Regions from separate parts of the Homo sapiens genome. Here regions 1 and 3 are each linked to region 2. The links are chromatin loops, found by intact Hi-C in ENCODE. Cell type or tissue: PC-9. All regions are shown on one strand. Each heading gives the region's core, and the rest is flanking DNA. Links, peaks and the distances in the headings are about the cores only.

The links. Hi-C counts contacts between places; a loop is a spot of excess contacts. Peaks named below come from ENCODE experiments on the same cell type or tissue, not always from the same donor. Only the 100,000 strongest peaks of a DNase experiment are listed, where the experiment ranks them.
Region 1: it touches region 2 in a loop (7-fold over the local background); 41 of 110 quality-filtered maps call a loop at or near these places.
Region 3: a loop joins it to region 2, with 9 times the contacts of the local background. A loop is called at or near these places in 4 of 110 quality-filtered maps.

Annotation. Positions count from the first base shown.
Region 1 is chr4:147,737,348-147,744,778 of GRCh38, forward strand. All of the region lies in intron 1 of ARHGAP10 (Rho GTPase activating protein 10), which reads left to right. Among named protein-coding and RNA genes, the nearest start is that of ARHGAP10, 9.0 kb to the left of the region's middle. RefSeq lists enhancers at 711-1,436, 4,561-4,610. In PC-9, for the core only: no CTCF peak of the experiment used is centred there; DNase peaks (open chromatin) are centred at 4,244 and 4,654; H3K27ac peaks cover 1,237 bases.
Region 2 is chr4:147,828,537-147,835,967 of GRCh38, forward strand. All of the region lies in intron 3 of ARHGAP10 (Rho GTPase activating protein 10), which reads left to right. Among named protein-coding and RNA genes, the nearest start is that of MIR4799, 50 kb to the left of the region's middle. RefSeq lists an enhancer at 2,871-4,070. In PC-9, for the core only: no CTCF peak of the experiment used is centred there; DNase peaks (open chromatin) are centred at 2,675 and 3,415; H3K4me3 peaks cover 543 bases; H3K27ac peaks cover 3,971 bases.
Region 3 is chr4:147,710,857-147,718,287 of GRCh38, forward strand. No RefSeq gene overlaps it. Among named protein-coding and RNA genes, the nearest start is that of ARHGAP10, 18 kb to the right of the region's middle. RefSeq lists an enhancer at 7,377-7,426. In PC-9, for the core only: no CTCF peak of the experiment used is centred there; DNase peaks (open chromatin) are centred at 3,815 and 4,135; H3K4me3 peaks cover 385 bases; H3K27ac peaks cover 1,674 bases.

The DNA.
Region 1 (7,431 bases), core at 1,602-6,601, 91 kb before region 2:
AGACAGGGTTTCACTGTGGTTGGTCTTGAACTCCTGGCCTCATGTGATCCGTCCACCTCGGCCTCCCAAAGTGCTGGGATTACAGGTGTCAGCCACTGCGCCTGGCCTTAATGGCCTAATTTTGATAAAGTGGTGTAATTGTAAATTTTGTGATTATGCTCCCATCAAGTGGAATTTAGAGAGATACAGAAAATAAAATGCTATTTTAAAAAGTTAATAAATTGCAGGGTAATTTTTTCCCGAATGGAAAGGAATACTCATCTACACTCTTTGCCTTGAAGAAGTTACCATAGAGCCCCTACAATTTGGGGCATCACCTGGGATAAGTCCAACTGTCACTTGGGGCTTTATTACAGTGGCTGGTCTCCAGTGTGAATGTAGACCGGCTGTGAAAATAATTACAATCAGACTTGAGCCAGGGTGGGGACCCAGACAGGCTTGAAAAGCTTGAAATGCTTTACTCACTGCAGGTGGTCTTTGACTCCATTTAGAGTTGTTCCTATTTAGAGCTTCCCACCAGGCCACCAGCTGAGCCATGGTTATTTAGAACAGATTTTTTACTAGCCAGTCAGCAATCTAATGTTCTCAGTGTCTTTTTGTCACATTGCCTTTCTCTGTCCTCCCATCTGCTGGGGTTCCTTTGACCAGCTCCTTGTCGCTGTGTTGTTGTTGTTTTTTTTTTTTTTGAGGGGACTAGGGTACATTGTAGACTTTTGGATAAAGAATACAGAGAGGAGGGTATTTTTGTGTTTAATCTTTAAAATAGCTGATGGAATATAATATAGAAGATTAAGAGCATAAGCTGAGGTACTAGCCTGGCTGGGTTCATACCCAAGCTCAACCACCTGCTAACAGGGGATCCTTGCTCAAGCTGCTTAGCTTTTCTATATCTGTGTTCTCGTCAGTAAAATAGAAATTGTAGGGCTGGGCGCGGTGGCTCACGGCTATAATCCCAGCACTTTGGGAGGCCGAGGCGGGCGGATCACGAGGTCAGGAGATCGAGACCATCCTGGCTAACACGGTGAAACCCCATCTCTACTAAAAATAAAAAATAAATTAGCCGGGCGTAGTGGAGGGCACCTGTAGTCCCAGCTACTCGGGAGGCTGAGGCAGGAGAATGGCGTGGACCCAGGAGGTGGAGCTTTCAGCGAGCAGAGATCGCGTCACTGCACTCCAGCCTGGGCAACTGAGTGAGACTCTGTCTCCCCCCCCCAAAAAAAATTATAATACGACCTACTATATTGGATTAAAAGTAGGATTTGTTAATACATGTAAAGCATTTAGTATAAGTGCTCAAAGGTTAACAATTATGATGACATAACTAAATTACAGGCATATATTTTATTATCAAGGCCCTGTTCTTGCCTCAAAATAGCTGTTCTGCACCCTAGACCAGGTATCTAACCTTTTAGTGTTTATTACCCCTAACAGTATATTTCTCCAAAGCACCATTACCAGTGACCAAGAAGAGAGACAAAATTGTCAAACCCTGGAAAGGCTTCCAAATTTTGATTGTAGTTCGGGATGCTGGAAAATCTTGAAAACACATTGGTGGCTGGGCTCAGTGGCTCACGTCTGTAATCCTAGCACTTTGGGAGGCCGAGGCGGGTGGATCACTTGAGGTTAGGAGCTCAAGACTAGTCTGGAGAACATGGTGAAACCCCATCTCTACTAAAAATACAAAAAAAAATTAGCCGGGTCTGGTGGCAGGCGCCTGTAATCCTAGCTTCTCGGGAGGCCGAGGCAGGAGAGTTGCTTGAATCCAGGAGACGGAGGTTGCAGTGAGCTGAGATCACGCCATTGCACTCCAGCCTGGGCAACAGAGCGAGACTCTGTCTCAAAAAAAAAAAAAAAAAGAAAAGAAAATACATTGGCAAATCAGAGCTCAGTGGTATCTTGGGAAAATATTTTCTAGAATTTATTTTTGATTCACAAAGATTTGAAGATAAAGTAGAATGTGTTGCTAAGGTCATTGCAAAACTAGTAAGCAATCTATAGTCGAGGTTCAGGCAGTCAGCAGCAGGCCTTTCCTCCAAGTGACTGATAAGGAAGAGTTGATGACAGAGTTCATCTCAAGGTATTGACATGACAATATAAGTGACTGCAGCCTTCAAATACTTCAAATTACAGAGATACTTTTTGAGGACGTGAACTCAAAATTAGGGTTTCTAGCGTCTGACATGCTGGAAATCCTAACAGCTTGTATTTGCTATGGTAAATTCACAATAAAAGAAGACGACCAGAGACATCCCTAAGAGGGATTTTCCTAAGAGCTGTTAGGTAATCCTGTTCTCTACAGTGGAATACTCAAAAGTGCTCTGGACAAATTCCCAAAGAAGCTGTTTTGAATTCTGTGACTTCAATAGCTGTTTGTCACCTTATATCTTGGGCTTTTTTTTTTTTTTTTGACGGAGTTTCGCTTTTGTTGCCCAGGCTGGAGTGCAATGGCATGATCTTGGTTCACTGCAACCTCCGCCTCCCAGGTTCAAGCGATTCTCCCGCCTCAGCCTCCCAAGTAGCTGGGATTACAGGCGCCTGCCACCACACCCGGCTAATTTTTGTATTTTTTGTAGAGATGGGGTTTCACCACATTGGCCAGGCTGGTCTCGAACTCCTGACATCAGGTGATCCAGCTGCCTCGGCCTCCAAAAGTCCTGGGATTACAGGTGTGAGCCACTGCGTCTGGCCTTACTGGGTTACTTTTTTTTTTTTTTTTTTTGAGACAGAGTCTTGCTCTGTTGCCCAGGCTGGAGTGCAGTGGTGTGATCTTGGCTCACTGCAACCTCCGCCTCCCAGGTTCAAGCAAGTTTCCTGCCTCAGCCTCAGCTGCACACCCTGTAGCTAGTATTATAGGTGTGTGCCACCAGGCCTGGCTACGTTTTGTATTTTTTGTAGAGATGGAGTTTCACCATGTTGGCCAGGCTGGTCCTGAACTCCTGACCTCAGTGAATTCAGAGAGATTAGTAGCTTGTCTAAATCACAATTTGTCATTGATGGAGCTGGAATGTGAACCTAGGTTTGTCTTCACTCCAAAACCCTGAACCACAGTAATGAGCTGTCTCTGTAAAGGGGTGTAACCGTGGTCTTCTGCTAGGGAAGTGATAATCGATCTTGATTATCTAGAGTGTGTGTACATTTGATCTAGTTAGGATATTCTTTTTACATTAGTATGATGACTGATTTAAATTTTGTTAAATTTTAAGACCCCTCTGGGGCCATTATTATAATTTAAACTGATTGCTAATTTGTATTATGAGTACAGTATAGACATTCCAAGGTCGGGTTGATTTAGTATCCATTACAAGACACAGACCTCCACTCTGTCTCTCTCAATCTCCACCTTCCTCTTTTCCTCCCCATTCCTTGTCCTACCCTTCAGTAGAGTAACTTTTAACTTATTCTTTTAGTATTAGGCTTGTTTTTCCTTTGAAAAGTTTGAGATACTTTAGAAATATAAAAAGATAGTCTCACAATAAACATTCATTTATTTTTCCCCCTCCCCCCAGCTTAATGAAAGCATCTTGTATACCCATTCTTTTCCCCAAGGGGTAGGACCTATCTCAGATCTGGTGTTTATTGTTCCTAGGCATTTTGATACAGTTGGGCACATCCATAAACAATATATAATGTGTTTGCATGTGTTTAAACTTTATATAATGGTTTCATCCTATACTTTTTTCCCTCTGAATATATTTGTGAGATTCATCCAATTGGATGTATGTAACTTTATTTCATTTAGTTCAACCTTTTTTTCCTACAAGTGACATTTAAAAGGACTTTGTTAATTGATGTTCTATGATGATGTACCTTCTACCTATGCATTTTTTGGATGATAAAACTAAATATATTTAGGGAATATTCATGATGAAAGCCTTATTGAAATTTGTTTTATAAATTTAGGATACTAGCTTTCAAAACAGTCAGTAATTAATAAATCCATGAATCTTAAAGACATTTAACCCATTTTCTTTTTGGTATTTTGTTACCAGCCCAGCATGGATAATCAGAGTAAGCCAGTTCATGTCTCAGGACTATATGAGAACTGGTTTGAGTCAGAAACAAAAAATCTTTAAAAGCCATTTTGCTTCATTGAAATTAGACTTCTGATTAGAAAGAGAAAAATGATGTTTGTATAAACACAATGTACATGGAGAATTCTGGTAACTGTCAAGCTAGTTGGGGCAGATGAACATGATTTTCAGGCAGGGACTGGATGGTATCTTGTGGTAAGCCCCAAAGCAAACACTGGCAGGTCTGCTTCCCTTACTTATCCTAACACAGGAATGTAATTGCCAGGGGGATGCTTTTGTATTGAGAAGGCCTTGATATTGTTCTCTTTATAAACACATACACACACACACAGAGAAAAACACCAGACACTTTACATTCTAAAGGCAGGCATCTTGATATCGTTCTCTTTACACACACACACACACACACACACGCACACACACACACACACACACACACACACACACACACCAGGCGCTTTGCATTCTAAAGGCAGGCATCTCTGTAAACTCTGAGATGGACTGGAGTCACACCCCAAGTTGCTGCCATAGCTAGGCCTGACTCCCTGGTCCAACTAGAATTTCCTCCCTGTGTTTCCTCAGAAAGACATTAATCCAGTGCCACTTAATATTTCAACGGTGAGTGTGATTTCTCCTGACTTGTTGACTTGTTTACCCACAGGCATCTTCTACCCTCACTCTTGGTGGCAAGTCATGGTGAGATGTGTGGCTGGAAGAACTCAATTTGGCCACAGCAGTGTCACCTCAGGTCAGAATACAGGATGTGGAATGGTCTCTTAAAAAAAAAAATGAGTGCTTTCTTTTCTGACTGTAAAGTTGGCCTCACCGTTTATTAGCTGTGTGACTTTGGGCAAGTTATTTAAGCCTTCAGTGCCTACATTTTTCTTTATTAGTAAAATGGCCCTAGTAAGAACTCTGCCTCACTGGTGGTGGTATTTAATCCTCACATTACATATTAAAAGATCTTAGGACTCTGCTTGGCTATGGTAGGTGCCTATTATTTTTATTATTATTATTAAAATAACTATTTTCCTTTGGTTGAACTTGAGCACAGTTGTGGCTTTACCCATAGTTACAGGAGAAATAGTCTGTGAACACTTTTTTTTTTTTTTTTTTTTTTTTGAGATGGAGTCTCGCTTTTGCAGCTCAGGCTGGAGTGCAATGGCACAATCTCGACTCACTGCAACCTCTGCCTCCCGGGTTCAAGCGATTCTCCTGCCCCAGCATCCCGAGTAGCTGGGATTATAGGCACCTGCCACCACGCCTGGCTAATTTTTTTGTATTTTTAGTAGAGATGGGGTTTCACCATGTTTGCCAGGCTGGTCTTGAACTCCTGACCTCAGTGATCCGCCTCTCTCGGCCTCCCAAAGTTCTAGGATTACAGGCATGAGCCACTGTGCCCAGCGCATGTTTTTTTCTTCCAATCTAATCATATTTTGAAGCACAGAGCTGAATATAGGCCTCTCATTTATACATAGGAGAAATCATCCATAATAGTGTTGAAATCTGATGTATTACTGAAAGCCTTTTTTTTTTTTTTAAAGTTTTGGGGACAAAGCCAGAAGTACAAGGGAATACAGTGTCCTTGACATGACATTACATTTATTTGAGAATCGGGCAGATTCTCTGCCATACTGATCGATAGTTTTTTTTTTTTTTTTAATTTTTATTTTTGGAGACAGTCTCACTCTGTCACCCAGGCTGCAGTGCTGTGGCATGATCTCGGCTCACTGCAACCTCTGCCTCCTGGGTTCAAGCGATTCTCCTGCCTCAACCTCCCGAGTAGCTGGGATTACAGGCGTGCACCACCATGCCTGGCTATTTTTGTGTATTTTTAGTGGAGATGGGGTTTCACCATGTTGACCAGGATGGTCTCGAATGCTTGACCTCGTGATCCACCCGCCTCAGCCTCAAAGTGCTGAGATTACAGGTGTAAGCCACCGCGCCCAGCCGATAGTTTTGTTTTTATTTTGTGAAATGCGAATCAAAGGCAGCACAGCAAACATACTAAAATAGATAGGTCTTTGAAACCAGGTTTACTTACTGTGTGACCTTGGGCAAGTTGTTTAACTTCTCTGTGCCTTGATTTCCTCCTCTGTAAAATGTGGATAATAGTCAGCTGGGCACAGTGGTGCACGCCTGTAATTCCAGCACTTTGGGAGGCTGAGGCGGGCGGATCACCTGAGGTCGGGAGTTGGAGACCAGCCTGACAAACATGGAGAAACCACATCTCTACTAAAAATATAAAATTAACTGGGCATGGTGGTGCATGCCTGTAATCCCAGCTACTCTGGAGGCTGAGGCAGGAGAATCGCTTGAATCCGGGAGGCAGAGGTTGCGGTGAGCCAAGATTGCGCCATTGCACTCCAGCCTGGGCAACAAGAGTGAAACTCCTTCTCAAAAAAATAAATAAATACATAAATAAATAAAGTGGATAATAGTTACATGTTTAAAATGTTGCAAGGCTTAAATTATTTTTAAAGTACTTAAAAAAATTGCCTGAACCATAGTGAACTCTCTCTGTGTTTGCTAGGCGTAGAAAAAAAATTAAAAATATATTCAGTCATCACTAGAACAACCTTATTTATGACAGTGGTGGAGTGGTGTCATCTTGTCACTGAACTCTAGCTATGGTGGGCTAGTTGCTAGAGGTTTGTGAGAAGAAACGTGTATATTAGTGCAGAAGAGTTCTAGTGCAGGAGACAGCAAATTTATTTAAAAAGCAATTACATTCACATTGTTGAATCAGTATGGGATGCGATGACTGTAGTTAACAGGACTACCTAGTTTGGGGGTTCCAAGAAGACTTCAAGAAAATAAAACTTCTAGGCTGAGACCAAAAGGAGGGATCAGAGCTTTCCCTGCTGAGAGTGGGGAAGAAGTATTCTCCAAGTGCAGGGAAAATGCATCTGAGAGGTCAGAGAGAGCACATCCTGTGGATGGAAAAATGGTGCTCAGGTGGGCCAGGGAATCTGCATTGAGGATAAGAATGGTGCTGTCGAGGGGGTGGGGGAGGGTCAAGAAGGCCCTTGGAAAGCAGGTTGAGGGCTTTACTCTAAGGACAGTAGGAAGTGATCGAAAAGTTTTGTGTAGGGGAGTGGTGTGAGTTGAATTGTTGTAGAAAGCTTTCTCGGAGTGCAGTTGTGCAAATGAATCGGAGGAAAGCAGGACTGGAGGTTGGGGGGTCAGTCATCCAGGCCAGAGACTTTGGTGGCAGAAGAGGAGTCAAGACTTAGCAGCTGCAGGCTATAGGGGGTGATTGGGTGTGGGGGCTGCCCTGACACCTCAGGTTCTGGTGTGGGCTGGTGAGTGCAGTTCACTGAGGTCCTGCCACAGCAGCAGCTTTTGTGGGAGAGAGGATGAGTTTTTGGTTTTGGATGTGGAGGGCAAGGTATTTCGT
Region 2 (7,431 bases), core at 1,128-6,127:
ATGTAATTTCCAACATGCTTCGTGGTAATCAAGTGATTGAGAAATTCAGGGAAGGCATCTTGGAGAGGTGATATCTGGGCTGAGTTGAAGGATGAGCCTTAGCTATGTCTGGTTTCCTCCTTGAGGGGAAACTGTTGAAATTTCGAAAAGAGGGAAGGATATGTTTGCATAGCCCCTTCCTTTCCCCCCTACAATGTCCAGCTTTGTTCCTACTAAAGTGAATTGTTGGAGAGAGAAGTAGAGCAATTGCCAGTCTAAGAAAAAAAGTCAGTGTTTCCCTCCACACTCAAAGAAGTGTAATTTCTATGAATACACATGCCTCACCCTTTAAAAAGTCAAGATAGTTTTTTTTTTTTTTGAGATGGAGTTTCGTTCTTGTTGCCCAGGCTGGAGTACAGTGGCATGATCTCAGCTCAGCTGCAACTTCTGGCTCCCAGGTTCAAGCGATTTTCCTGCCTCAGCCTCCCCAGTAGCTGGGATTACAGGCACCTGCCACCATGCCTGGCTAATTTTTTTGTATTTTTTTTTTTTTTGAGATGGAGTCTTGCTCTGTTGCCCAGGCTGGAGTGCAGTGGTGTGATCTCAGCTCACTGCACCCCTGCCTCCTGGGTTCAAGCGATTCTCCTGCCTCAGCCTCCCGAGTAGCTGGAACTACACGCGGGTGCCACTATGTCCGGCTAATTTTTTTTGTATTTTTAGTAGAGACAGGGTTTCACCGTGGTAGCCAGGTTGGTCTCGATCTCCTGACCTTGTGATCTTCCTGCCTCGACCCCCCCATCGTGCTGGGATTACAGGTGTGAGCCACCGCGCCCAGCCAATTTGTTGTATTTTTAGTAGACATGAGGTTTCACCATGTTGGGCAGGCTGGTCTCAAACTCCTGACCTCGGGTGATCCACCCGCCTCGATCTCTGAAAGTGCTGGGATTACAGATGTGAGCCACCGCGCCCGGCCAGGACAGTGTTTTTGAGTGAGTAGTTTTTGCTGATCATGTTGCCACCCTTGACTCTGGAGGTGAAGAACTCAACCTGGGGAGTCAGATCTGATACAGTTAGTGGCTGCAACTGCTCTACTCACTTCTGCGCGTGTTCTCAGAGGAAAGGGCTGTGTGGTGTGTTGCTGCCAGAATTCCAGAGATGTTCTCTCTGGCATGGCAGGACATGTTGTACTTATCTGAGGTGGGCAGCTGTCCAGGAATCTAAGGACTTTTAAAATAGTGCTGTAGTGTTTATGTTGTTCTTTTAAAAGCCCTTCATATTGCGTTTACTTCTCTACATGTATTCTTTTATCAGATCATTGAGTTTCATCCCTAGCCTAAAATGGTTGCCCAGTTTCTCAGGATTCTGGCAAATAAGGGCAATTGGTTGAGACCCAGAGGTTCAGGAAAACTGCGGGGAAGCGGGAGTGCCAGGAGAGAGAAGGTGGAGCTTGCCTGATGGTGCACAAAAGGTGCCTGAGATGGAGCTGTTCCGCCTCCCTCTCATCCTGGGGGTGCTGGGGGCAGACTGGGCTGCTAAGGAGATGTGAGGAAGTGTCTTGTCCACGGCTGCACCCCTTTCCCCATTTGGGCAGGAAAGCCCTTTGCCTATGCAGACTCTTCAGGCTTTTGAGACCCTTTTCTTTTTCTGTTGTTTTTCTCTACCACAGACTTTACCCTTGTGAAAATACCAGGCCAGGGATCACTTCCTGGGTGACCTGCCCTGACCTTTTGCCCCTATAGGGAAGGTACTAAGCTGCTGCATACCAAAGGCTTTTGTTAGCATTTAGATGGTCGGTCACAGGCAAGACGTGATGCCTGCTCTCTCAGCCCTGGCCTGTGCTTTACTGCACCCCCTTCTCATCATCCTTTCATGCTCTCAAATCTCCTCCATAAGTTTTTGGACTTTTGACACGGATTTTTGTTCCAAACTATTAGGTTGGTACAAAAGTAATTGCGGTTTTTGCCACTTTTTTTTTAAATGGTCAAAACCACAATTCCTTTTTTTTTTTTTTTTTTTTTTTGATGGGGGGAGCCTTGCTTTGTCTCCCAGGCTGAAGTGCAGTGGTGGGATCTTGGCTCACTGCAACCTCTGCCTCTCATGTTCAAGTGATTATCCTGCTTCAGCCTCTTGAGCAGCTGGGACTATAGGCACTTGCTACCACACCCAGCTAATTTTTGTATTTTTAGTAGAGACGGGGTTTCACCTTGTTGGCCAGGCTGGGCTCGAACTCGTGATCTCACGTGATCTGTGCGAATTGGTCTGCCAAAGTGTTGGGATTACAGATGTGAGCCACCGCACCCAGTTGAAACCACAGTTAACTTTTGCACTTACCTAAATATTTTTTAAAAAGTGTTTCAGAGTATTACTAAAAGAATGTATGATGGTTAAAATGAGTTAAATGCATTCCACCTTTTAGGAGCAAATATGCTATTCTTTCTTTAGTATGCCCTAGGGCACTTGTCATCAAAGTATGGTCCCTGGTCCAGCATCACTTTAGGAACGTGCAAGAAATGCACATTCTCAGGCCCACCCCAGAACTCTACTGAGTCAGAAACTCTGTCAGCTGGTCTTTCATGAAACTCTCCAGGTGATTCTGAAGCAGGCTGAAATCAGAGCTACTGGCTTAGGGTGCTAGTGAAATCTTGGCTGGCAATCCTTTCCTTAGGGTTAGATCTGTCTGGACGTTGGATACACTCTAAATTGTTTCGTGATGACTGTGTCCCTGTCAGGAGGTTAAAATAGTGATGGAAAGCCTAAGCTTTGACTTCTCATTTCCAAAGGATTTGAGACTATAGCTGGTTTGTGTTAATGGAATAGGTTTAGTAGGATTTTTAGTGTTACTTACTTTGTATTTAATATTGCTTGTGAGTTCTTATAGGATAAGTACCTAAGGCATTAGATGCCATTAAAAAGATTATGCCTTTAGTTTCATCTTATTATATTTACAGTATTTTATATGGCATGTGAAGCTTGTTTTAATCAGTTCTTTTACAGTTTATGTGGATTTCTGTTGGCAGGCACATTCAGAATGGAGGAAATTCATCTTGAACTTATTTGTGAGAACATTTCTCAGTTTGGTTTAAAAGTTGTCAGTGACCTAATTTTATGAAGACTTTTTCCTCCTTGGAACTGACCTTTACAATTGGACAGCATTGCTTTTTCTTACAATTCTCTTTTTCCCGTAAGCCTGTTATTCAGTCAGATAGGGATGTCTTTGTAAAACCTGTTTTTCAGGAATGTACCGTTTGAGAGTTTAATTTACTGACTCAGAATCCTATAGAGATCACAGTCAGGAATAACTCAAATCAAAATTCTAAAATGAGTGAAGATTATCTTAGGCAGGAGGCCTGTCTCCTTCTTGGACCCCTTTCCCTGCAAGGCCTTGCCCCATGACTCAGTGTCCTCTCTGTTGGTGACTCATTATCATCTGTGGCCTTCCAGCCTTGTCATCATCAGATTCTACTTCCCTGTTGAAACTTACATTTCCTGAATTTCATATCCTTAGGGTGTATTCTCTGCTTCTGAGGAATCGGCCAACTCTGCTCTCTTCTTCCCCCTGACTGCCCCGCCCGACATACACACACCCACCCACACACACACAAGGGACCCTAGAATGTAACCAGCCCATTTAATTGTCTAATCCAGAGGAGTGATTCGATTATTGGGAATGTGTGCAGCTGAGTCTGCTGTTTCACTAGGGAAATATTTCGGGATGAGCCAAGGTACCTAGGATCAGCCTTTAGACCATGTCATGAAAATATTAGATGGTATAGCCTTGAAAACAAAGAACTGAAGAGAACTTAGGGAGACATATTTGACCACTTAATTTTTTTTTTTTTTTAAAAAGAGGAGTCCAGGCACGGTAGCTCACGCCTGTAATCCCAGCACTTTGGGAGGCCGAGGTGGGTGGATCTTGAGGTCAGGAGTTCAAGACCATCCTGACCAATGTGGTGAAACCCTGTCTCTGCTAAAATTACAAAAATTAGCCAGTCGTGGTGGCGGGCACCTGTAATCCTAGCTACTTAGGAGGCTGAGGCAGGAGAATCGCTTGAACCTGGAAGGCGGAGGTTACAATGAGCTGAAATCGTGCCACTGCACTCCAGCCTGGGTAACAGAGCAAGACTCTGTCTCAAAAAAAAAAAAAAAAAAGGAAATTGGAGCTCATTGAGGGTGGAGTTTCTACATCACTAAATAAGGTTGTGACAGAGATGAAAATAGAATCTTTCACATCTTCTAGTATCCTAACGACATTATGCCTTACCTTTTTCTCTTTGTAAGACATAATATTTTTCCTTCCACCTTTGAACATTAGTGAAATGGATATGTATCTTATAGTTGCTATCCACCAGGCAGCAGTCATGAAACGGACATGAGGTTACTTCTCTTTTACTCTTTGGACAACTGTAGCTCCTCAGTATTTCAGTCCACAGACCACTTAAGGAAGAAATATGAATGCTGGTGGTGGTTTGAAAACCTTCCGTTGAGACCTGGTTAGGTCAAGGAAGTGCTGGTATCAGTATCCAAAGAGTGGGTGCCTGCCATCATCTTGGAAGAAAATCCTGGATACAAGAATGGAGCTCCTTAAGAGCACCCTTTGAAGAAATGATGCATCTCCAGTATTTTCAGTGGCACAGAGGAAAAATATGTGTGGTGATACGGTTTGGCTCTGTGTCCCCACCCAAATCTCACCTTGAATTGTAATCCCTATGTGTTGAGGGAGGGACCTGGTGGGAGGTGATTGGGTCATAGGGCCAGTTTTCCCCATGCTGTTCTTGTTATAGTGAGGGAGTTCTCACGAGAGCTGATGGTTTAAAAGTGGCAGTTTACCCTGAACTTGGTTTCTCTCCTGCCACCATGTAAGACGTGCCCTTCTTTCCCTTCCCTTGTGCCAAGATTGTAAGTTTCCTGAGACCTCTGCAGCCATGTGGAACTGTGAGTCAGTCAAACATCTTTTGTTTATAAATTACCCAGTCTCAAGCAGTAACTTCATAGCAGTGTGAAAACAGACTAATTCATGTGGGAAAAACCAGATTTTGATGACTGAGATGAAAAGTGATTCAGAGGAGTTGGACTTTGAAGAAGTTTTAGAAATATCTTAACAAAAGTAGTTTGCTTACTTCTTTATGCACAAGAGGGATACATGATGAAAACATACCTTTCAAAGAGCTTTTTCAATGTATATAAAAGTGCTAAGTGTTAAGCTATTATTTCAAGATTAGCAGGATTTTTTTGTGGTAGGATATAAAATAATGGAGTGTTTTACAGTTGGTGGTGATTAGATTCAATGATATATATATTAAGTTGGTGGTAGAGATTGTGTTAGATATTCAAGAAAATGCCAATGTAGTGGGAAAATATGGTTTCGAAGCTGTGGCAGCCATGGGCACCTCTCAGATAGAGGAAGGAGGAGTGACATTGACTATCAGGCCCAGCTGCTCTGTGGTACAGTTGTGTTAGTGTGAAAGCCATGCCTCCCACGTTCTGCCTATCTTTGTCTGTTTTCTGTTGCTTATAACAGAATACCTGCAACTAGGTAAATAAAAGGAATTTGTTTCTTACAGTTATGGAGGCTGAGAAGTCCAAGAGTGGGGGACCCAGGTCTCTCTTCCTTTTTCTTTCTATAAAGTCACCAGTCTACTCCTGTGATAACCCATTAATCCATTAACTCATTAGGCTGGGAATGGTGGCTTACACCTGTAGTCCCAGCACTTTGGGAGGTGAGGCACGAGGATTGCTTGAGCCCAGGAGTTCAAAACCAGTCTGGGCAACATAATGAGACCCCATTTCTGCAGGGGCAGGGGGAAGCCAGGTGTGGTGGTGGCACGCATCTGTAGGCCCAGCTACTTGGGAGGCTGAGGTGCGAGGATTGCTTGAGCCTGGGAGGTTGAGGCTGCAGAGAGCTATTATTGTGCCACTGCACTCTAGAGTCTGGGTGATAGAGTGAGACCCCATCTCAAAAAAATTAATAAAATTCATTAACCCATTAATTCATCAGTGGATGAATCCATTCATCTTTTAAGGCCCCACCTCTCAATAATGCCAGACTGGGGATTAAGTTTCAACTTGTTTGAATGTCCCAAGCCTTCTAACGGCAGCCTTGTTAGACTTACCCCAGAATGGCACTGCAGCCTCACCCACACACACAAACACACAGACACATCCACCCACCCACACTCACACCCACACCCATACACATACCCACCCACTTCCACCCGCACACCCACCCACCTGCCCCCACCCTCACACCCATACACACCCACCCATCCGGCTTGCTTTCCTTCCCTGTCTCCTTCCCCTGGGTCAGACCTGCATCACTGTCTGATGGCCCCTCCAGTCTTCCCTGGCTCCCTCCCCATTTTCTCTCACAGATGTTTCCCCTAATAAATTTCTTGTGTGTCTCATCCTGTCTTGGTGTCTGCTTCTTAGAGGACCTGGACTAACAAAAATGAACCATTTGGAGTAAAAGATTCAGGGTACTTAGCATTGTCATTCATCGGTTGCTATTATCACTATAAGCAGAAAATGTTGCTTTTATGTAGAAATGCTGTTCTTTAAATTATCTAAATTTATAGGAGAATCCCACTTCATTTATAAATATTTTGAGTGCCTACTATGAGCCACCGTGTTCTCACACCTGAGGATACAATGAGGAAACCCTTGTCCAGAGTGCTCAGCTAGTGGCCGCCTGGTAGAGAATGAGTTCCCAAGAGTTTTTCAACCCTGCAGCCCTTGTTTTTTACTGTTGACTGCCACTTTTTTCTCTTAACCCGTGCATCACAGATGGGCTGGAAAGAAAAGCTTTTGTCATTGATTAAAGCCATTCTTTTCTGAATGTTTCTTTTCTTCTCTCACATTTTTTCTTTTTCTTTTCCTTTTCCCTTAAGTCTTGCTCTGTCGCCCAGGCTGGAGTGCAGTGGCAGGATCTTGGCTCACTGCAGCCTCTGCCTCCCAGGTTCCAGAGATTTTCCTGCCTCAGTCTCCCTGAGTAGCTGGGGTTACAGGCATGTGCCACCATGCCTGGCTAAATTTTGTATTTTTAGTAGAGACAGGGTTTCACCATGTTGGCCAGGCTGGTCTCAAACTCCTGACCTCAGGTGATCTGCCCGCCTTGGCCTCCCAAAGTGCTGGGATTACAGGCATGAGCCACTGCGCCTGGCCTATTTTATTTTCTTGATTTAACAGTTTATTGCCTTAGTATGCACGAGGTTCCATTTCTAGCTGTGCCACTGAGTCATACCATTCACTTCAGAAACTAAAATTTTCTCTTATGTAAAACAAAAAAAAAATTCAAAATTGCCTCATGAAACTTTAATTTCTATGGGGTTTTTATTTCCTCTCATAATAATATTCTTCCCAAGTATTTATTTTGTTTAAAATATCGAAGCGAGGTTCTTACTGTCCCTTATGCACAGAGGGAAGGAAGATCAAGTTTCAGCATCTGCTGCATATCCT
Region 3 (7,431 bases), core at 1,313-6,312, 120 kb before region 2:
CTTGCATGAAAATCCATTAATCGATTAAGCCATGAATTTGTGAATTCATGAATGGACTAATCATTTCATGAGGGGAAGAGTTCTTAAGAGACTGTCACCTGTTAAAGGCCCTCTCAATACTGCCACATTGTGGATTACGTTTCAACATGAGTTTTGGAGGGGGCAAATATTCAAACCATAGCAGAGGCTTAGCAACCAAGAGCAGTACTAAGGACATAAAGAGTCCATGAAATTTATCCTCAATATACCAGTGAGTATTTATACCATCTTTTTTTTTTTTATTTTTATTATGACCATTTTTTTGAGACAGAGTTTCGCTCTTGTTGCCCAGGCTAGAGTGCAATGGCATGATCTCGGCTCACCGCAACCTCTGCCTCCTGGGTTCAAGTGATTCTCCTGCCTCAGCCTCCTGAGTAGCTGGGATTACAGGTGCACACCACCACACCCAACTACTTTTGTATTTTCAGTAGAGATGGGGTTTGTCCATGTTAGGCTGGTCTCAAACTCCCGAACTCAGGTGTCCCAAAGTGCTGGGATTACAGATGTGAGCCACTACACCTGGCCTATCCCCTCTTTATTTAAGCCCTTTAAATTCGCAGGGAGTACCTAATGTCAAATATCAGCAGTTTAGTTTGTTCAGGATTAATTATTTGTGTAGTTTTGATGACTATGTATTGAAAACAAGTGCTCCTTTTACTTCTGTGTGATTGCAAATACCACTGAAGTAGCCCCTAACTATATAGGGGCCGAAAATTGCCATTATCTAATCCATTGATCATCTAATCTATTGATAATGGCAATTTTCAGCCCCTATGTAGTTAGACAGATTGCAGTCTGTCCAATTTTATTTTTATTTTTTACACTTATTGAATTAGAAAAGCATGTCCATTTTTAAAGCAATGAAATATCTACTCCATATTTGTGCTAAGTATAGTTTTAAAATTAACTATCACAAATAAAACAGCAACAGCTTAGACTTCAGGGTAGTTTTCTTCCTAAGAAATTCCTAAATTTCTTAGGAATTCTCAATTTCTAAATTGCAAACCACAGTATAAATTCAGAAAATTCCACTTTAGATTTGAATACAGCTCCAGGAGAGGATGATTGTCTCTTTGTTATACTCTTTAGAGGTTTGTTTTTTTTTTAATCTGTCATTACATTCAGATTTTAAATTCAATAAACATACACGATATACATCTCTTTGGAGGTGACCAAAACAGACATTCCTCTTATTTCACACACACCAAGTAAGCCTACAGTTAATGTTGCTTTGATACTGATGAGAAACTCGTATTTTATGTTAGCAATTTCTACTTTTCTGTCTCTACTGAAAATTCTTCTGAAAAGAATTTTAACTTCTTTTCAAAGAATGCCAAAATAGTCTGGAAAAAAACCCAAAAATCCAAGAAAACAAAACCCCAAAAAACAACAAAAGTCTTAAGCTTTTGGCCGGGCGTGGTGGCTCATGCCTGTAATCCCAGCACTTTGGGAGGTGGAGGCAGGTGGATCACCTGAGGTCGGGAGTTCGAGACCAGCCTGACCAATATGGAGAAACCCCCGTCTCTACTAAAAATACAAAATTAGCCAGGCATGGTGGCGCATGCCTGTAATCCCAGCTACTCAGGAGGCTGAGGCAGGAGAATCACTTGAACCGGGAGGCAGAGGTTGTGGTGAGCTGAGATCGTGCCATCGCACTTCAGCCTGGGCAACAAGAGTGAAACGCCGTCTCAAAAAAAAAAAAAAAAAAAAAGTCTTAAGCTTTCATAAGCACATAATCAGATCTTTCCATCTTTCATGGGGACCGTTGATTGGTAAATTCTGTTTTATGTTACAAAAGAGCAAAGTGGCTGTGTTCTAATACAGTTCTAGTTTTGCAACAAAAGTCTTGTAAAATTTTATATTCTCATTATTAAACGTGGATTTTAAGGGGCAGCCTCCATGCCTTATGACAAAACTAAGTGATAAAGGAATGTGCTGGTCAATCTGTTTTATTGTATACTTGATACCTTTTATGGTTGCATTTCATTACCTGAAATTTGGGGAAAAAAGACTAGAAGCTTGGCTTTTAGGTCACTTTTTTTTTTTTTTTTGAGACAGAGTCTTGCTCTGTCACCCAGGCTGGAGTGCGGTGGCGCGATCTCGGCTCATTGCAACCTCTCCCTCCTGGGTTCAAGCGATTCTCCTGCTTTAGCCTCCTGAGTAGCTGGGACTACAGGCATGCACCACCATGCCCGGCTAATTTTTTTGTATTTTTAGTAAAGATGGGGTTTCACCACGTTGGCCAGGCTAGTCTGAAACTTCTGACCTCAGGTGATCCGCTCGCCTCGGCTTCCCAAAGTGCTGGGATTACAGGCGTGAGCCACTGCGCCCAGCTGCTTTTAGGTCACTTCTGATAGCCTTGTATTTCATTCTATTGCTTATGAGCTTTGTATTCTGCTTTTGTGTTTGTTTTACTTTTCAGTGAAAATAAATAAATAGCTCAAGTGGGATCTATGCTTTAGTTATGTAAAGAATAGATTGCAGCAACATGGAATCAGCTGGAGGCCATTATCCCAAGCGAATTAACGTGGAAACAGAAAACCAAATACAGCATGATCTCACTTATAAGAGGGAGCTAAACATTGAGTACACATGGACACAGAGATGGGAACAATAGACACGGGGTTTACTTGAGCGCGGAGGGTGAAAGGAGGGTGAGGAGCAGAAAACTACCTACCGGGTACTGTGCTCACTACCTGGGTGATGAAATCTTTGTACATCGAACCCCAGCAACACACAATTTACCCACATAACAAACCTGCACATGTACCCCCAAACCTAAAATAAAAGTTAGAAGGAAAAAAAAAAGAATAAAGAGAGAAGACTTCTTAGACTCCTTAATCATATTATTTTTGTTGTCTGGGTAAAGATGGCTGAGGCCTGATGGCCTGATAGACTGATAGAAAGACAGTTATGAATTTAGAATTTCTTCTCTTCTTTTGATCACTTCATTCAGCAAGTAACGAGAGACACATAAAACAAAATTCTAAGGACTAAGTTAAGCTCAATATTTAAAGTCCAAGAAAACTGTGAGTTAAAAACTGGATATTAGGCACTGAACAGGACAAGTAACATATTTCTTGTACTTTTAACTGCTTTTTCAAACAAATTAAAACGGATAGGAAGCTCTTGGGAAACTCTTTTCAGTCATTGCAAAAAAATAGCTCAACCTATCCTAATCTGGCAAAGATTTAGAGGGCCTAAATTCCTAAAAGCATTAGGGGATTTTTTTTCCCCCTAGTTCCCAAGTATGCTGTATAAGAGTAATTTCTGTGGCTGGTCACGGTGGCTCACGTCTGTAAATCTCAGCACTTTGGGAGGCTGAGGCAGGCAGAGCACCTGAGGTCAGGAATTTGAGACCAGCCTGGCCAACATGGCAAAACCCCGTCTCTACTAAAAATACAAAAATTAGCCAGGCATGGTGGCGCATGCCTGTAGTCCCAGCTACTCGGGAGGCTGAGGCAGAAGAATCGCTTGAACCCAGGAGGCAGAAGTTGCAGTGAGCCGAGATCGCACCATTGCACTCCAGCCTGGGCAACAGAGTGAGACTCAGTCTCAAAAACCAAAACAAAACAAAAGAATGATTTTTATTATACCAAATTCAGAGTTAAAACATCTTTATATTCATTTGATATACTCTATGAGTGCATTTGCAGCCTTTAAAAGAGACGGTTGCTTAAGCTGACACTGCAGAGCATTGCAAGAAGTGTTGATTAAAATCTCCACATTTGTTCTGAGTTTGTGAATTCCAAGGAGGTTGGCTAATAGCAAGTAGTGGCTCTTCCACAGCTACTCAGCCCTGGATCATGGCCACCTGTGTGTCATTCCTATGCAATGACTGTTGTTAATATTTTGGTGCATATCTTTCAAATCTTTTCCTTTCATTGTAGATATTTTTTAATTTGCAAAGTCGATCTCATAGCCTTACTTTCTATTTTATAATTTTTTTCACCAACAACATGTGATTGATTTTTTAAAAACCATGTTCAACACTGTAAGATTATTCATCATCTCTCCTAGTTATAACATAATTTATTAGTTTCCTGTTGTTGGACACTTAGGCTATTTTAAATTTTTGCCTAGTGTAAATATTGTTGTGATTCACATCCTTGAACTTAAATCTTTGGGTACAGCCTGATTATATTCTATAGATAAGTTTCTTGAAGTAATGTTACTGAGTCAAATGGCAAATGTTACCACCATGAGATAATCATTGGAAATAATCTGGTGCATATTTTTGCTCTGTTTTGAAAAATTAATGTGTATGTACACAAATGTAAGTTTATATAACCTTTTATTTATTTATTTATTTATTTATTTATTTAGAGACAGAGTCTCGCCCTGTTGCCCAGGTTGGAGTGCAGTGATACGATCTTGGCTCACCACAACCTCTGCCTCCCGGGTTCAAGCGATTCTCCTGCGTCAGCCTCCTGAGTAGCTGGGATTACAAGTATGTGCCACCACACACGGCTAATTTTTGTATTTTTAATAGAGACGAAGTTTCACCATGTTGGCCAGGCTGGTCTCAAACCCCTGACCTCAAGTGATCTGCCCACCTCAGCCTCCCAAAGTGCTGGGATTAGAGGAGTGAGCCACCATGTGCGGCCAGTTTATATAACTTTTATTTTATTTTATTTTATTTATTTATTTATTTTGAGACGGAGTCTCACTTTTGTTGCCCAGGCTGGAGTGCAATGGTGAGATCTCGGTTCACTGCAACTTTCACCTCCCTGGTTCAAGCGATTCTTCTGCCCCAGCCTCCCAAGTAGCTAGGATTACAGGCACACACCACCACCCCCAGCTAATTTTTGTATTTTTAGTAGAGACGGGGTTTCACCATGTTGACCAGGCTGGTCTTGAACTTCTGACCTCAGGTGATCCACCCGCTTCGGCCTCCCAAAGTGCTGGGATTGTAAGCATGACCCACTGTGCCTGGCCAACTTTTTATTTTTATTATTTATTTGGAGACAAGAGTCTCGCTCTGTCGCCCAGTCTGTAGTGCAGTGGCAGGATTTTGGCTCACTGCAACCTCCACCTCCTGGGTTCAAGAGATTCTCCTGCCTCAGCCTCCCGAGTAGCTGAGATTACAGGCGCATGCCACCACACCCAGCTAATTTTTGTATATTTAGTAGAGACCGGGTTTCATTATGTTGGCCAGGCTGGTCTCAAACTCCTGACCTCAGGTGATCCACCTGCCTCGGCCTCCCAAAGTGCTGGGATTACAGACGTGAGGCACCGCACCTGGCCTATATAACTTTTTTAAAAAGTTGTTGTGTTATGTATGGGGGGCTGTATTGAAGGTTTTTAAGCAGAGGAATGACATGATCTGATTTTCATTTTAGAAGAATCATTCTGGCTGCTATGCTTCAAATAGACTGCAGGGAGCAAAGATAGAAGAAAAGATAAAAGCAGGGAGTCTATTTCAGTAATCCAGGAGAGAGATAATAGTGGCTTGCAGCAGGAGACAGCAGTGGTGGGAGTGAATGGTGGTCAGATTCTGGATATATTTTTGCAGGAAGACAGATTGCACGTGGGGTATGAGAGAAAGAAAGGAGTTCAGATTAACTCCAAGTTTTTTAGATTTGAACAATGAAGGATGATGTTGACATCAAGTGACAGGGAAAAGGCTAAAGATGGAGCAGGTTTGGAAAGAGAAAAGAACAAGAGGTCAGTTTGGAGATAATAAGTTTGAGATATCAATTAAGTATCCACATGGAGATGTCCAGAAGGCTGTTGAATAGATGAGTCTGGAGTTCTGGAGTGAACAGGCAGGCATTAGAAATATAAATTTGGAAATTATTAGCATATGGATGGTTTGTAAAGCCAGGAGACTGAGTGAGATTACAAAGGGAGATACAGACAAAGAGAAGAGAACCAAGACTCAGAAGAAGGAGCATTTCAACATGAAGAGCACTTACCATGCACCAGGTAAGGTTCTATGTGCTTTGCATAGATTCTAGGTTGACTCGTTTAATGTCTAAAAGAACTCAGTGAAGAGGTATAGTTTAGTATAGAGGTTCCATTTAGCAGAGGAAGAATCAGAGGCACAGAAAGATTGTCAGTAAATGGATAAATTATTTCATGATATGAGTTGATAAATCAGTTTTACCTTCCTTATTGAATAATGCAAAGTTAATCTGAAATAAGTCATGTAAAATTTTTTTGCACAGGTTTTCTTCAGTATGTTTCAAAAATCTTAGTAGTACTAGAAGACATTTCAGTTATATTTTAAATAATTAGCATGACTAATCTGTTCAAAGTACTTTTCTTTCCAGCTGACAACACGTTTTAGGAAAGAAGATTGAAGGGGGTAAAGAAAAAATGCTTATGTTCAAATTAGAAAAAAGGAGAGCCATTTTTAGTGTTCAGCATTTCTAAAAGACACTGTCTTTAATTGCTTTCACATATATCTTCCTTAAGAACCATGCATTCTCTAATTATATTTAGGGATGGGAGAGGTAAATCAATAAAGAGAAATTGTCATTACTCCTACTACCTCACCCCATAATATATATTCAGAACTTCGCAAAGGGGCAGTTTCTAAGGCTATAACTTGTCCTTAACACAAATGTGCATTAGGCAGGGAAAGACAAAAAGCATGATGGTGGGGTAGTTCCTACAGAAGGCTTCCAGTTGAAAAAAATATTTCAAATCATCCCTTTGGTACTATGGATATTTTTATATCTTGAGACCAAGATACAGGATACATAAATTTGCAGTGCTCTCTTCTACCTTCTCCTCTTCCTTGGGAAAAAGGTTAATGTGAAAGGGGAGGTGGAAAAGGAGAATCTGCAAGACATTTTTTCAGGCAGATCAATTTTGGGAAAAAGGAGAAATAGAAGTTGAGGATCTGGAAATAAATTACCCATACCAGTTGTCCTTGGAAAGTCTTTACATATATTTGGGGATTCCTATAACTCAGGTTAAATACTGTTGTCTTAAATAACCCCAATATGGAGGGAGAAAAGAGAGTTATCTAAAAAAACCAGGAGTGATTGTAGAAGCATTCCTCTACTGAACACAAAATATGAGACAATGGACAGGTGTGTAAACTTACCTGATACTAGACAGCAGCATGACCCTTGAATAATAATACCAGGAAAAGCAGAATCCAGGATGAGTTTAGAGGTGTGAAAAATAACCAAAAATCCCCAGAAGAGTCTTTTCAAGGTCATGCTCTTACAGAAGAACAAAAACAAAAAGACTCTGTTCAGGGAAAGATGATGTAATATTGAAAAGATAACAGAGAAAGCAGAACTAACATCTCTTTTTTTCTGTTCTCTCAGTAACTATCTTCAAATGGAAAGGTTAAAAGAAGAACGGTCAAGAGTGAAACTAAAGCCAAGGCAGGTAAGAAATAAGAGGAGCTTTTAAAAACACTTAGTTATTTTA